Linked DNA regions of Homo sapiens: region 1 is linked to region 2. A link is an interaction called in ENCODE POLR2A ChIA-PET data of the cell type or tissue named here. Cell type or tissue: PC-9. All regions are shown on one strand. Each heading gives the region's core, and the rest is flanking DNA. Links, peaks and the distances in the headings are about the cores only.

Region 1 (8,332 bases), core at 118-8,117, 87 kb before region 2:
CACCACAGTCAGCAGCATTGCTTATGCATATTTGATTTCCTTCCACCTGGGCAACAGGACATTGGAAAAGCAGAGCTTAGAGTGAGGGGGGAAATGAGAGGCTGGCAAAACTTACACAGATTATTTTTCTTTTTTTTTTAATTTTATTATTATAATACTTTAAGTTTTAGGGTACATGTGCACAACGTGCAGGTTTGTTACATATGTATACATGTGCCATGTTGGTGTGCTGCACCCATTAACTCGTCATTTAGCAGTAGGTATATCTCCTAATGCTATCCCTCCCCCCTCCCCCAACCCCACAACAGTCGAGAACACATGGACACAGGAAGGGGAACATCACACTCCGGGGACAGATTTTTTTCTAACCTAGCCGCACAACTGCACTAAGTTTTTATACAGACCTTCTGCCTCATCAGCTTCCATCTCATCTCATTTCATGCTGGATCTAGAATTGACTCTGCTGCAGGAACACACACACTGCCTGACAGTGCTATCTTAAGGGCATTTAAAAGGAAACAGATGGCCAGGCACAGTGGCTCATACCTGTAATCCCAGTACTTTGGGAGGCCAAGATGGGTGGATCACCTGATGTCAGGAGTTCAAGACCAGCCTGGCCAACATGGTGAAACCTCATCTCTACTAAAAATACAAAAATTAGCCGGGTGTGGTCACCTGGCTACAGTAGCACATCTGTAGTCCCAGCTACTCAGGAGGTTAAGACAGGAGATCACTTGAACTCAGGAGGCGGAGGCTGCAATGAGCCGAGATTGTGCTACTGCACTCCAGCCTGGACAACAGAGCAAGACTCCATCTCAAAAAAAAAAAAAAAATGGAAACAGATAATGAAGGCTGGCCAATGAAATGCTTTAAAGGATTAGTACAAAAACAGAGGCTTGTGTTTTACCGAGAATAACAAGTAAAGAAATTGGATATTTGAATCAGATGTCAAGCTTGATTCTTTTATTTTACTGCTTCCATAATAAATGGAAATCTAAATTAAAATAAAGTCAGAGATGATTTTTATATTAAACTATCTTATATGTTCAAAAAGTAGCTCTTTGTGAAAGCCCCTGCCTCCTCACACTATAAATAATGCATAAAATGTTGAGAGAGGCTTTGATTGTAAAAATTATTTCGCCTCTGTTTATCTGCCTTTACGGCAGCCGGATCATTCTGTTTAGACTCTAAGGATTATGCCACACCTCTGGTGGTTTGAGTATTTTTTTTTTTTTTTTTTTAGATTGATGGGTTGTATGAGCTTAGTTTTCTCTTTTGGCTTTGCCGGCCACGTGAACAGAAACAGAAAAGGAAATGATCTCCTTTGGCATGGTTGTTATGAGTGACATGTGTCTGGGAGCCTTCATTTAATGAACTCATTTTCCACGGCCTTGGCTTTGCCAAAGGGTGGGATCTCCCTCATAGAGAAGCTGTACTGAGGTCCCACCAGGGGCCTCCCTTAACATCATTCAGGCGTGGATGACACCAACACAGATGCAGAGGGGAAAAGCATTTGCTGGCAAGAGGCATCCCACTGAGCTCATGCAGTCAGCTACTAGGAGCTCCATACCTCTTCATTCGGGCTGTGTCTCTGAGTCACTGAGTAACTGACACCTTTCCACTTCACCTTGAACCAGGTAGGTGTGATGCAGGCAAGGAAATCAGCAAGGTACCCAGACGGGGAAAAGATTCAAGATGACCCACTCTATGGTCACAGGTGACATGGATGGAGGCTTAGAAGACCCAAATTTTCCTGGTAAGAGTCCTAATTTTCAAACGCACAAGACAAGTTTATGGGTTTTTTTGTTTGTTTGTTTGTTTTGAGACAGAGTATTGCTCTGTCACCCAAGGGCTCACTGCAAACTCCGCCTCCCAAGTTCACGCCATTCTCCTGCCTCAGCCTCCCAAGTAGCTGGGACTACAGGCGCCCGCCACCACGCCCGGCTAATTTTTTGTATTTTTAGTAGAGACGGGGTTTCACCATGTTAGCCAGGATGGTCTCGATCTCCTGACCTCATGATCCGCCCGCCTCAGCCTCCCAAAGTGCTGGGATGACAGGCGTGAGCCACCGCACCCAGCATGTTAATATTTTTTAATGGCAGCTATTGTGTCTATGGCGTGCAGACCCTGTAGAAGGTGCCTCACAGGCCAGGCGCAGTGGCTCACACCTGTCATCCCAGCACTTTGGGAGGCTAAGGCGGGCGGATCACGAGGTCAGGAGTTCAAGACCAGCCTGGCTAAGATGGTGAAACCCCGTCTCTACTAAAAATACAAAAATTAGCGAGGCGCAGTGGCACGTGCCTGTAATCCCAGCTACTGGGGAGGCCGAGGCAGGAGAATTGCTTGAACCCGGGCGGCCGAGGTTGCAGTGAGCTGAGATCATGCCACTGCACTCCAGCCTGAGCGATAGTAAGACTCCATCTCAAAAAAAAAGGTGCCTCATAGATGTTCCTTCTTTCCCCGCCAACCCCAACAACCCTGCAACCCTGCCAGGTTGCCGTTGTCATTAAATTATGATTGTGAGGCTCAGAGAGGTTGTGCAACTTGCACAAAGTCAAAGTAAATAGTAAGTACGTGGTGGAGAAGGAAGGCTGCCCCACTCCAAAGCCCATTCCTTATTGTTTGAGACATTCCAAGAACAAGTACCTGTGCAAGGTGGGGAGGAGAGAAAAGTGTACCCACTGGCCCCTGTCTCCCACTGGTCAAATTCACCTGTGGGGGTGTCACCTTCCCTGCTCATCCCAGAGGCACATGTGTCGGGGCAAGTGACGGCCGTGGCATGTGCACCTCAGCCACAATAACGAAGCGCAAAGAAAGAGGCGTGTGATGCCCGGTAGGGAGGCGCTGCTGGGTTTTGCCTGCCAGTGACACTCGGGGTTGAGAGCTGCCACCACCGCAGGCCTCAGCAGCCTCGCTCCACGGCTGCAGCGCCCCACGCACCCTTGCTAGGCCCTGGGGTGGCACGTGAGCTTTGTCTGCCATGTGGCAGTCCTGGTGTTTCCATGGTTCCATGTGGCACTCAGTGCTGTCATTACTCATCCTCCACACATCAGAGATCAGAGATGAAGCTTCTGCCGGCTTCTAGGACGGTCTCTCCCAGTCACCTGTCAGGAGGTTGGGGAGACTACACCAGGGTGGGCTTGCACCCCGAGGCCCGCTGTGACCTGCTCAGGCTCGGGTTTGAGCTGGATAAGGGCACACTTTTCCATGGCAGCCATAGGCAGCAGCCTTCTCCCCAGGCCTTGACTGTTGGTCAGCTTCCTAGGCTGCCCTAACAAATCGCCCACAGCAGACACCTCTTCCGTCACAGTCCTGAAGGCTGGGAGTCCGTGGTCATGGTGTTGGCAGAGCCATGCTGTCTCCGAAGCCTCCAGGGAAGGTTCCGTCCTGGCCTCCTCCTCGCTTGTGGTGGCGGCGGAGGTCAGCCTAGGCATCTCTTGATTGACTTCAGCTACATCACTCCCATCCCTGCCCGCATCATCACGGGGCAGGGCCTTCTTCCCCGTGTCTCCTCAGTGTCTCTGTGTCCTAATCTCCCCTTCTCCTAAGGGCAGCAGCATTGGATTTAGGGCCCACCCTAATCCAGTATGACCTCATCTTACCTTGATGATATCTGCAAGACTCTATCTCCAAAGAAGCAAAGAAAGAAAAAAGCTCACATTTACAGGGACCAGGAGTGAGGGCTTCTACATCTTTTTGAAGAATACAATTCCAGCCACAATTTTTTTTTTTCTTTGAGATAAAGTCTCACTCTGCCTCCCAGGCAGTATGAGCAATCTCAGCTCACCACAACCTCTGCCTCCCAGGTTCAAGTGATTATCCTGCCTCAGCCTCCAGAGTAGCTGAGACTACAGGCGCCACCACACCCGGCTAATTTGTGTATTTTTAGTAGAGACAGGGTTTCACCATGTTGGCCAGGCTGGTCTCAAACTCCTGACCTCACGTGATTCACCCGCCTTGGCCTCTTGAAGTGCTGGTATTACAGGTGTGAGTCACCGCGCCCAGCCACCACAATTTTTTATCCTAGAAAGCAAGCAACACTCTGGTTGGCTGTTTCATCTCTCTCGCCCCTGAGAAAACCATCACAACCTCACTGTTATCAGCACAGATCCCCAAGGCTCAGCACTCTCTGCTTGCACTGAGGCCTCGGTGCCACCCCTGGGAGCACCTGCACTACTCTGTCTCTGCTGGTAACGTGCCCTTGGCTCCATTCCTACAAGGGAGCCAGTTCTACCAGAGCCTCTCTGAGTCAACCCCAACCATGGAGGACAGCCTCCTCCAAACCCCTCTGAGATGCCAGCAGCCCTCCTCCTGGGCACTTCCTATCTAGCTCTGAAGGGAGTGTCCTCTAGGTCCTTCTAAGCCCTCAGATCCTATGTGGCGCATCCACCCTAATATCCCGCCTCTGCGAGCCTTCTGACCCATTCCTCAACACCAGGCTTGGACACTTCACATCTCCCGTGGGGTCTGGCACCTCAGTGGGAACAGGGGATGCCAGGGGTGGGAGACAGGCAGATAGAGGTGTGGGTATGAGCAGGGAGCTGTGAGGCCACACCTACCCACAGCGTGAAGGATCAGGAGGAGCCACCACTGCAGGTGTTTCTCACCAACTGGATCCCAAAATACTGGGCCCTCTGGCCAGAAAGCAAGGCAAAGTTTTGGACCTGGAGTAGCCCCAAGGCTGAGCTGGGTCCATGTGAAGTAGGGCTTGTCTCCTCCCCACAGCCCTCTGGAAGGGGGGACTCATGTGGATGAAGAGAGGGAGCCACAGCAAGGCTATGCACCGTGCCCAGGGTCATGTGACCAAGAGGTGGCTGGGCCAGGATTCAAACAACTCCAGAGGAAGAGGCTTACTGGTTTAATGTGCTGCTGTGGTGGGGGCTTGCTTCTGCGGGATGGCTGCATGGCCTGTTAGCACCCACTAGCAGGAAAGCAGAGGCAGATGCCAATGCTTTAAGAAAACTTAAGGTTGATCTGGGCACACTGGCTCATGTCTGTCATCCCAGCTCTTTGGGAGGCCAAGGCGGGCGGATCACCTGAGGTCAGGATTTTGAGACCAGCCTGGCCAACATGGTGAAACCCCATTTCTACTAAAAACTACAAAAATTAGCTGGGTGTGTTGGCATGTGCCTGCAATGCCACCTACTCAGGAGGCTGAGGCAGGAGAATCTTTTGAACCCGGGAGTCGGAGGTTGCAGTGAGCTGGGATCGAGTCCCTGCACTCCAGCCTGGGTGACAGAGTGAGACTCTGTCTCAAAAAAAAAAAAAAAAAAGAAAGAAAGAAAAGAAAAACTTAAGGTTGAAAAACACTAACAATTGAAAAAGTATGTTTCATTGATATTTTGCTTCCTGAAAAGTGGCAGGACCCTCGCAGTAGTTTCCTTCTGTTGCAGAACCTGAGCCCTCCTCGGAAGCAAGACTAGCAAACCTCTTGCACGCACAGGCTCTCCCACTTATCACGGACCTGGTTAGTGGAGGTGACCTCCCAACATAGAGACACATTGGGCCTGGGAGGGCCAAGCTGAGGGCCCTTGGACAAGTGGCTTCAACATGCCAAGTTTCCATTTCCTCAAACCTGAAGGGATTAAATACAATTCTGTTTGAAGAGCCTCTCCTGTGATATACCAGGCCATACCATGTGATAGCCAATTTTATGTGTTAACTTGGCTGGGCCACAGGGCACTCTGACAGGTAGTTAGACATTATTCTGGGTCTCTCTATAAGGCTGTTTTCGGATGAGACTGACATTGAAATCAGTGGACTTTGAGTAAAGCAGGTTGCCCTACCTAATGTGGGAGGGGGGCCTCATCCAATTTGTTGAAGGTCCGAACAGAACAAAGAGACTGACTTCCCTCAAGCAAGAAGGAATTCTGCAGCAGACAACCCTCAGCCTTGAGCTGCAGCCTCGGCTTTCTCCTGGGTCTCCAGCCTGACGGCCCTTCCTGCAGAGTCTGGATTTGCCAGCTCCATCATCATGTGAGCCAATTCCTTGAAATAAATCTCTTTCTGTCTATACAAACCCACACATCCTATTAGTTCTGTATCTTTGGAGAACCGTGACTAATACACATGTTTTTAGAGAATAGAAATACAGGGCAGCTCCAAGATTGCAGGCTCAGCTTAGCTGGGAATGTCTGTCGCATTACCGGGCTTACAAAAGACAGACAACCTCACACCTAAAAGCATTTGGCTTACTGTTGGACTGAAGCACCCTCCCTTACTGTTCTTTGAAAACACCATGTTGCCAGCAAGTCTTTTAAAAATGATTCTAGGCTGGGCGCAGTGGCTCACGCTTGTAATCCCAACAGTCTGGGAGGCTGAGGTGGGCAGATCACCTGAGGTCAGGAGTTCAAGACCAGCCTGGCCAACATGGCAAAACCCCATCTCTACTAAAAATACAAAAATTAGCTGGGCATGGTGGTGGATGCCTGTAATCCCAGCTACTCAGGAGGCTGAGGCAGGAGAATCGCTTGAACCTGGGAGATGGAGGTTGCAGTGAGCTGAGATCACACCACTGCACTCCAGCCTGGAGGACAAAGCAAGACTCCATCTCAAATAATAATAATAATAATTCTAAATAGGCAGTAGTCAAGAGAAAAACAAGCTGCCCCTTACTGTCTCATCTTTAGCACCCCGATAGGAAAAGTCTGGTTTCTTCCAAAACTTAAAGATCTTGCTCTTAAAGTCTACACATCTGAAAGAGAGGATCATTTAGAGATGAAAAGAGCATCTCAATCATGTATGACTTCCTTCCACACCAGGATTCTGTCCATCTTCCTATTCCTAAATCATCCTGGACGATGACTTCCACCTTCAGCCGCACACGCCCTCAGTTAACACTTCTTTCCATTTCATTCTCCCATAAATGCAAAAAATAAAAAATAAAGAACAGAAAACAAAATGAGACTTCTTTTAGGCTTTGTAAGAGAGCTTCTTGTCGCGATGTTCCCATTCTTGTGATCATGAACCTGCTTTCTTTATTGGCAGGATCTTGGTGCCCAGTGATGCGGGTGCGATGCAACCTCTGCCACGTGTGCCTCCATGATCAACACACCAACAACGCAGGGGGAGATCTGCCCGCTCAGCTCTGCCACCTCTTTTCAGTTTATAGCAGTCCCCTGGCACAAGCGCAGCTAAAATGTGAACCCAATGAAAACTTACCCACCTCTGCCTTCCACACTCTTGTCTTCCTCTCTACATATAAAAATGCGTGGGGCTGATATGATTAACTGAAAGGAAGGCTCAGACTACCCCCAAATTGCATTGTTTTTATGTAAGTACCAAAGGCATTAATTCTAAAGAGATGGGACCAATTTGCATGGCAGTAGCAAGATACTTGCATCTATGTAAATTTATATAGAGATGGGTGGAATTTACGGAGTGTCTGCCACTTGAGTCAGCAGTGAGAAAATGGGTTGCTTTCCTTCCTCTCCCCATCAATGAAATGCTGAAAATGCCCATTGCCTCAATTCTTCTAACTTTTATTGTATTTGTTGTTTTGGTGTTTGTTTAGTTTGAATTCATTTTATTTAGTTTAATGATGCAAAACAAATGCAAAGGGACATAAAATGAAAAGTTCAAGTTCCTGCCCCTCTGACCTGTTTCCTAGGGAGTAAGCAACTCCCCCTTCATTTTCCTGGCCTGCAGCACAATCCTAGCAATGATACCTGGTATTTCTAAAGTTCCTGCAACTCCTAAGCTTTAGGTCAGCAGTTCTCATGCTCCAGCGTGCATCCAACTCACCTACAGCAACCCACTTAAGTAATTTTAAATCATCTAGCAGCCACAATAAAAAAAAAAAAGTAAAAAGAGGCAAGTGGCAGGAAAAGTTAATTTTATAAGACATATTATAATACACAATAAAATATCTTATTAAAATTAATTTCACCTGGTTTTTGTTCTTTTTTGAGACACGGTCTTGCTTCGTTGCCCAGGCTGGAAGTGCAGTGGTGCAATCATGGCTCACTGCAACCTCTGCCTCCCATGCTCAGGTGATTCTCCCAGCTCAGCTTCCAGAGTAGCTAAAACCACACCCAGCTGTTCCATACCACCACACCCAGCTAATTTTTGTATTCTTTTGTAGAGACAGGGTTTCGCCATGTTGCCCAGGCTGGACTCAAGTGATGCTCCCACCTTGGCCTCCCAAAGTGTTGGAATTATAGGCATAAGCCATTGCATCCAGCCTGGGAAGTTAACATTACAAATGTGGCTCGCATTTGTGGCTCAGGCTACATTGCTACTAGACATTGAGAAGACTCAATCATTCCTTTTACGGCAGCTTTTCCCAAAATATCTTCCTGAGGAGTGTCACAGGTGGTCTCCATACAAGGCC
Region 2 (8,332 bases), core at 228-8,227:
CTCCCCTCCCTCCATGGCTGCCTTCACTATTTTCTTTTTATTCTGTGGGTTTTCCGCAGTTTGAATATGGTGAGTCTAGGTGTGGCTTTTTGTTTTGTTTATCATTTATCTCACTTGGTATTCTCTGAGCTTCTTGGCTATGTAGATTAAGGTCTTTGATGCTTTTTAGAAAGTTCTTCACTGTTATCTCTTTAAATATTTCTTATGTCTGTTCTCTCCTCTCTTCTCTTTATGCGATTTCAATTGCACACATATTAGACCACATGCTGTTACCATCCTACAGCTCTTGGCTGTTCTCTTCTTTTTTTTTTTTTTTTTTTTTTTTTTTTTTTTAGACGGAGTTTCACTCTTGTTGCCTAGGCTGGAGTGCAAAGTGCAATGGCGCGATCTCGGCTCACTGCAACCTCCGCCTCCTGGGTTCAAGTCATTCTCCTGCCTCAGCCTCCCAAGTAGCTGGGATTACAGGCACATGCCACCACACCCGGATAATTTTTGTATTTTTAGTAGAGATGGGGTTTTGCCATGTTGGCCAGGCTGGTCTCAACCTCTGGACCTCAGGTGATCTGCCCGCCTCAGCCTCCCAAAGTGCTGGGATTACAGGCGTGAACCACCGCGCCCAGCCTGGCTGTTCTCTTCTGTCTGATTTCTTTTTTCTCTGTGTTTCAGTTTGGGTGAATTTTTATTAACCTATCTCCAGGTTTACTGGGGTTTTTTTCTCAGCTATGTGAAACTGTCTGATGAACCTGTCAATGGCATTCCTCATCTCTGTTGCCATGGGTTCTTTTTTTTCCCCCTAAAATTTCCCTTTGATTGTCTCTAATAGTTTCCATCTCTGTACTGAAATACCACATCTGTTCACCTACATACACACTGTTTCCATTTGAACTTTCAAATATTAATCGTAGTTCTTTTAAATTTCCTCTCTGATAACTCCAACTTCTGGGGTCATTTCTAAATCTGGCTTTACTGATTGCTTAGTCTCTTAACAGTAAGCTGATTTGTTTTGACTTTGTTATGTGTTTTGTGGTTTGGAGTTGAAAACTGACCTTCCTACATAGGCCAACAAGGGCTGAGGTACATCTTATTGTATTGTGCCTTGAGACAGGCATACCTTTTCTCCTTCCAGACCTTTGGCTTGAGACGCTGGGTCAGTCTAGGCAGGAGTTGAACTGGGTTTGAGTCTTGTTGCTATGATTATCCTCAGTGCACCATCAGCTTCAAATTCCTCTGGAATTACCTCCTGCTAGGGCACAGGCTGGGTGGCCAGAGAGTTTCTCTGAAGGCCGGTGCTGCATCTCAGTGTTGGGTTGTTCCTGTGACGCATGTCACAGAAGATGCCTCTCCCCTCCTTCTTGTCCCTCCCCTGGTGGAAATGTCAGAGGTATTGGAACCAGAGGAACTCCATCTTGAATAGGAGCTGGGTAAAAGGAGGCCGAGACCTACTGGGCTGCATTCCCAGAGGATTAAGGCATTCTAAATCACAGGATGAGATAGGAGGTCAGCACAAGATACAGGCCATAAAGACCTTGCTGATAAAACAGGTTGCAGTAAAGAAGCCGGCCAAAACCCACGTAAACCAAGATGGTGACAAGAGTGACCTCTGGTCATCCTCACTGCCACACTCCCACCCGTGCCATGACAGTTTACAAATGCCATGGCAACCACAGGAAGTTACCCTATATGGTCTACAAAGGGGAAACACAAATAATCCACCCCTTGTTTAGCATATAATTGTTAGAAATGCAAAATGCTTGTTCCCCAGTGCCATAAAGAAATAGCACTCGAACATAAATTTAATTTTCTCACAAGGCAACTTTTGCTTTCTGCAGAAAGGGTGCTCCTCCTGGTTGGAACAATGGCGAGAGCACACCTGGGGAGGGGCAGAAGGTCTTATTCCTGAGGCAGATAGCCCCTACTGCTGTGTCGTTCCCCTGTTGGCTAGGGTTGGACTGCACAGTCTAAGCTAATTCTGATTGGCTATTTTAAAGAGGGCAAGGGTGTGAGCCAGAGTGGCGGGGTGAGTAGTTTGGCGGGAAGGACAGTTAGGAACAGGTAACTAAAAGTGTCTTAGGTCAGAGCAGGTGACCAGTGGTGACTCAGTCAAAGCAGGTGACCGGGATGAGTCAGGACAGAGCAGGTGACCAGGGGAACAGATGTGAACTACTGATTAAGACTGACAGGGAAGTTGTTTACTGAAACAAGAAGCGAGGGACTGAAGAGAACCAGGAAGTTAAACTTTAAAATGGAGAATCAAAGAATAAGATAGCTGAACATACTGACATACTGATTCTTTGAAGAGAAACTTGGGTTTCACTATCTTTAAGATAATCAAGAAATTACCAACAAAATTGGCAACCAGCAGACCTTGGAGTAGCTCTTCTTTTATTCCTTTATTTTCCTAATACACTTGCTTTCACTTTACGGACTTGCCCTGCCTGAATTCTTTCTTGTGTGAGATCCAAGAACCCTCTCTTGGGGTCTGGATCGGGACCCCTGCCCTGTAACAGAGATGCTGTTCTTTCTAACCCTGAGTGTCAGCCTGGGGATGCAAAAAGGTTGCTCTCTGTTGCCTTGCTTCATCCTCAGTCTTAGGCAGACCCTGCGCCCCTGGGTCTGGGTCTGGAGGTGGGTGGGGGTCTCTGGGTTCCTGCCTTTTCTCCCGCCTCCTGCCTGAGAAGACTGTCTGTGTCCTGGGCCCAGATGGTACCCTGTCACTCTCTCAGGAGTGGAAGGCTTTTTTCCCTCTTTCCTCCAGACAAAATGGGTCTTCATCAGCTTTAAACCTCGGTTTCTACTAATTAAAGTAACAGGGACAGCAGGATTTGCTCCTCCTCCACCACCCCACCCCTGCCCCCCAGCAGCTTAAGGCTCTCGTTTCCCAAGTGAGAAGTTCCCTGGGGGCCTCTGGGCCTTTCCCTTAGTGGCAGCTGCTCCTCCCACCCCACCCCCATTTTTCTTGTGAGCAATTGGTGAGGTTAAAGAGAAGAGCCAGGAGTGGGTGCAAAGTCTCCCTGTGGCTGCAGTCCCTGGGAGCCGATGCTCTCAGGAGAGCCCTCACTTGGCTTTCGTCAATCAGTTAAAAGTCCTGGCTGGAATCTTCTCACCTGCTGTGTGTTCCTCTGCACCCCCTACCCCACCCGCCACCTGTTTCCTCCATGCTCTGATTCGTCTAAGCTGCTGCTCAGGCCCAAGCCATGCCTCTTTCCTCAGCTTTCAGGCTGACTGCCCGTTGACCTCAGTGCTGTGATGGGATTGCAAAGGCCACGGTTTTGTAGATGTGCTTGTTGTTGGGGTATGAGCCCTGCCGTTTCCACCTTCCTACATCCTAAGTGGAACCTGGAAGTCCTCCCACCTTTTTCTGGAAGAAAAAGAATAGAGAGTTGATTGAAATGATTTAATGTAATCCATTTCGGTGAGTGCTCCCTGAGTTTATTTTATTTATTTATTTATTTATTTTTTGAGATGGAGTTTCACTCTTGTCCTCCAGGCTGGAGTGCAGTGGCGCGATCTCAGCTCACTGCAACCTCCGCCTCCCAGGTTGAAGCAATTCTTCTGCCTCAGCCTCCTGAGTAGCTGGGATTACAGGTGCACGCCACCATGCCCGGCTAATTTTTGTACTTTTAGTGGAGATGGGATTTCACCATATTGGCCAGGCTGGTCTCAAACTCCTGACCTCAGGTGATCCACCCGCCTCAGCCTCCCAAAGGGCTGAGATTACAGGCGTGAGCCACCATGCCCAGCCCCTGAGTTTATTTCGTTTGGTTTGTTTTTAATGAATGGGACAAGATCTGGGGGTTGCATCGTTTGTTTCATATGATGCCTTTACACAGCTGAACTTAGGTGCAGTGTTTTAGCATTGACAGAAGGCTTGCCTTGAATACATTATTGAATTGATCCTCCCAGCAACCTGAGACCCATATGCTTCCTGCAGGCACACGCCTGTGAGTGGTGGCACTAAATCCTTAGCCCAGCACTCTGAGCCAAGCCCGAGATGACTTTCTCTATGGCATGTTCATCCTCACAGCAATCATATGAGCTCTACGAGTTGCATGCTGTTTTTCTTGCACATTATTTTAATTAAAAGAAACAAGTTTAAAGCAGTTAGGACACTTGCTCAGAGCAGAACTCACTCTTCAATCAATAATGATGTATAGCATACCCCTTGCCAAGCATCGTATTAGGCTCAGAATTAATATTCACCGAGGTCTAGCTTTAAGTCGGGCATAGGCTAGACTCCTTCATTGTCAGCCCTTTTAATTCTCAAAACAGTCCCATGAGCTAGAAACCATGACATCCATTTAAAATGTAATTTTAAAAAATTCCTAAAGTAATACATATTCATGGTACTTTTTAAAAATCAAGCTGTATAGAAGTATATAAAGTGAAAAATAAGGTTTCTCTCCTTTATCCCAATTCTATGTTCCATAGGTAACCACAAGTAGGTTATTTGTCCTATATGGGTTTCTTCTTCTTCTTCTTCTTCTTCTTTATTATTATTACTTTTTTTAAGATGGAGTCTTACTCTGTCACCCAGGCTGGAGTGCAGTGGCGCAATCTCAGCTCACTCAAACCGCCGCTTCCTGGGTTCAAGCAATTCTCCTGCTTCAACCTCCCAAGTAGCTGGGACTACAGGCATGCACTACCACGCCCGGATAATTTTTTGGTATTTTTAGTAAAGATGGGGTTTCGCCACATTGGCCTGGCTGGTCTCAAACTCCTGGCCTCAAGTGATCGGCCCGCCTCAGCCTCCCAAAGTGCTGGGATTACAGGCATGAGCCACCACGCCTGGCCCTATATGGGTTTCTTAAATGTTCTTCCAGATAATGTCTACCTATACAGAAGCAGACCCATACATAAACACATTTATAATATACTTAAGTGGGCTGATACTATTTTGTCACTTATTTTTTCACCTAGTAGTATATATCTTGGACATCTTTCCTTACCATAGTAATAAGCATCTATGTTACTCATCCAAGTAGCTAGCTGTCCAGCATTCCATTGAATGACTGTTCTAAATATTATTTAGCCAGTTCTCTAATTGACAGCTATATAAGTTATTTCTGGATGTTGCAATTATTTACAGTACGGTAATAAATTCACTTTGTGACTTATGGGCAAGATATTACTCTCTCTGTGTCTCAGTATTCTCATCTGTATAATGGGAATAAACGAAGTGCCTCCCAATAGGTTGTTGTCTGAGCGAAATGAGATAATAACATTAAGTGCTTAGAACAGCATCTGGCATGTTGTAAACACTCAGTAATTGTCAAATATTATTATTATTATTATTATTATTATTATAAACCTTTGTGTTCCTGTGCCAGAATAAATGATCCATTTCTGTTAATAAAATTCACATGTAAGTACAGACATTTAGTTCTGATACATGTAGTCAAAAATCACCTTCCTAAATATTGACTCTAAAGATATTCAACCTCTCTCATAAGTGAACGCAAATCAAAACAACAACACAATACCAATTCCTACCTGCCTAATTGTCAAAGATTAAACTGTTGGAAGATGGCCAGCATTGGCAACAATTTGGGAGAAGGCATTCTCATACTAAGTGGCATTTGTTTAAGATGCTGCTTGGCTCATCTGGTCAGGCTGGTCTTGGCATATCTACATGCTGGGCTTTTTAAAATAATTATGCAAAGTCTAGTTTGGCCTTCAATGATGCAGCAGCTGAGGAGGTCATGGGCATTCTCCCTTCCACGAAAAAGCCTTTCCCAGATGCCACGATCCCATTCCTGGAGCCAGATGGTTTCTCATGAGAGGCTCTCACTTGATTTCCTCTCCTTTAAAGCATGGATTTCCCATTCCAGTAGGTACAGGTGTAGCAACACCAAGGGACAGAGTGAATGACAGAGGAAGCAAGAGGGGACCCTGCCTTCATGTAGAGGCCCCAAGGCCAATGGTTAAGAAAGTGCGTGCTACAGCTGCCTCTGCAAACGACTCCTGGGTGAGCCTGAATGAGCTACCGGTTCTCAATCTTTTTTTCTCCTCTGTGAAATGAAGGCAGTCTCAGTTCCCATCTCCAGAGCTGGCATTCAGGCTATTGGCACTAGGAAGGCCATAAAATGTTGAAATGTTTCTATACCAATTGGCAAATAGCCACTGTCCCCATCTCTTTGCCTGAACCCTCTCCATGACAACTCCCCCAGCCTCTCCCCCAGGGATGTCCCACCATTTTCCCACAATGTGGCAGCGAGAAGGTTTATGCCCAGTTCACCAGCAGGCCTCCAGGGCCCTGATCCATCACTATAGCCAAGTCCATTTCCAGTTGATCATAGCTTATGCCCTACGAAACTCCCTAAGTTAAATATCACTCTTGATTTTGTCATGGAGTCATTAGGAATATTCCAAGGGGCAACATGCAGAGCTCACCTGGCACCTGATACAAGTTAACCATCAGGACTGAATTATAAGAGAACCTAAGCTCTTAGTGTAGAACAGAGACAAGCAATACCAGTGCGGGGTCATGCTCAGCCTTTCCTCTCTCTAGCTTCCAGGGTGGAGTCATTCTTGCTTGCAGTGTCTTGAAGAGAAAAGCCAAGGAAGCCAGAGTCAGAGATGTCTCCACAAAAGGGGACTAGAAGAGAAGGGATGGGAAAGAGAGACAGAAAAGGCTTGTTGGCCAGTGTTAGGAAGGGGCCCGTGTGGGGATCAGGGTTGAAGGTGAGAGACAGCCAGGAATAAGCCAGGGGCTGATGGCATGAAACGAATGACGTCTGCATGTCAGTGCTCTTGGCTTGCAGGGGCCTTTCCCAAAACCCCAGGAGGGCCAGGTAACATGTTAATATGGTCATACATGTTTGTGAAAATGTTGCAAAAGTAAGGTTTTTTTGTTTTTGCTTTTGTGAGACAGGATCTCAATCTGTTGCCCAGGCTGGAGTGCAGCCACACAATCACAGCTCACTGTAGCCTCCCCAGCCTCCCAAGTAGCTGGGACTACAGGTGTGCACCACCATGCCCACCTATTTTTTTTTTTTTTTTTTGAAGAGACAGGGTCTCAATATGTTGCCCAGGCTGGTCTCAAACTCCTGGGCTCAAGCAATCCTCCTGCCTCAGCCTCCCAAAGTGTTGGGATTACAGGTATGAGCCACTGTGCTTGGCCAAAATTAAGACGTGTTAACAGCAGTTGGTTACAACCATGCACTCTCTGTCTCTCTAATCCTTGCCTCTGTCCACTTCTCCTCATGCTGGTGACATTAAACTGCTGTGGGCAGTTTTGGGATCTCACTGAGAGGAAGTTGCCTTGGTGATATATTCAGTTGGAGTTTAATGGGTTATTTATTAATATCTGGCTTAGGAACTTTTTGTACATGGTTATGGTACTTCTAGCCATCTCTGCATAGGAATAGCTGCCAGGAATAATCCTGTCGCCCACTCTGTGGCTCACTTGATGTACCTGATATACTGACCGGGCCATCGCCTAGTGACGTGTGGGTTTCCAGCACTCTTCAGTTTCCAGCACTCCAAACATGTGGGTGGAAGAGTAAACACAAGTTTAAAGTCAGAGGCTGAAGCTGGTCTGTGGGAAGCTCTTCCAGCCATTACGTGTTTAAATCATAAGCTGAGGCCTCAGTGCTCACGGCGGCTACCTCCAGTGGCCGTCCTCTCTCGTAAGGAATCTACCCTTTAATGCTGCACATGCAGCTGTAAATGGACAAAGTTTTCCTTTATCCATGGGAATTGTGTGAATAGAACTTACCAGAATTTCTGTGTAAATGCACGCTAACCTGCAGCAGTGATACAAAGAGCAGGCACACCTGTGGATAAAGATGCATCATTTGTGCACGTCAACCTTTAGATCGTGTTTTCACATATTGGACACATTTTGTCCTTACCAAGTCTGATGGCTCTAGATGACACAGCATGCAAATTACTACCCACAGAGCAAAATGGGCTACATAAACAAGGTTTCATTGAAAGCACAATATTTTTCTTTCTTTCTTTTGTTTTCTTTTGTTTTGTTTGGCGGAGTTTCACTCTTGTTGCCCAGGCTGGAGTACAGTGGCACAATCTCAGCTCACTGCCACCTCCACCTCCCGGGTTCAAGTGATTCTCCTGCCTCAGCCTCCTGAGTAGCTGGGATTACAGGTACCTGCCACCACACCTGGCTAATTTTTGTATTTTTAGTAGAGACAGGATTTCACCATGTTGGCCAGGCTGGTCTCGAACTCCTGACCTCAAGTGATCTGCCCACCTCAGCCTCCCAAAGTGGTGGGATTATAGGCATAAGCCAACGTGCCAGGCCAAAAGCATAATATTTTTCCATAAGTCAGTGTTTGTGGCATGAGAGCAATTCAATTCCAAAATTATATAT

What was found. Peaks named below come from ENCODE experiments on the same cell type or tissue, not always from the same donor. Only the 100,000 strongest peaks of a DNase experiment are listed, where the experiment ranks them.
Region 1: POLR2A ChIA-PET joins it to region 2 with 10 read pairs; 2 of 35 experiments call an interaction of 5 or more read pairs at or near these places.

The regions. Positions count from the first base shown.
Region 1 is chr2:235,355,165-235,363,496 of GRCh38, forward strand. No RefSeq gene overlaps it. Among named protein-coding and RNA genes, the nearest start is that of AGAP1, 130 kb to the right of the region's middle. In PC-9, for the core only: no CTCF peak of the experiment used is centred there; a DNase peak (open chromatin) is centred at 4,047; H3K27ac peaks cover 1,040 bases.
Region 2 is chr2:235,442,339-235,450,670 of GRCh38, forward strand. No RefSeq gene overlaps it. Among named protein-coding and RNA genes, the nearest start is that of AGAP1, 48 kb to the right of the region's middle. In PC-9, for the core only: no CTCF peak of the experiment used is centred there; DNase peaks (open chromatin) are centred at 2,143 and 5,023; H3K4me3 peaks cover 348 bases; H3K27ac peaks cover 1,478 bases.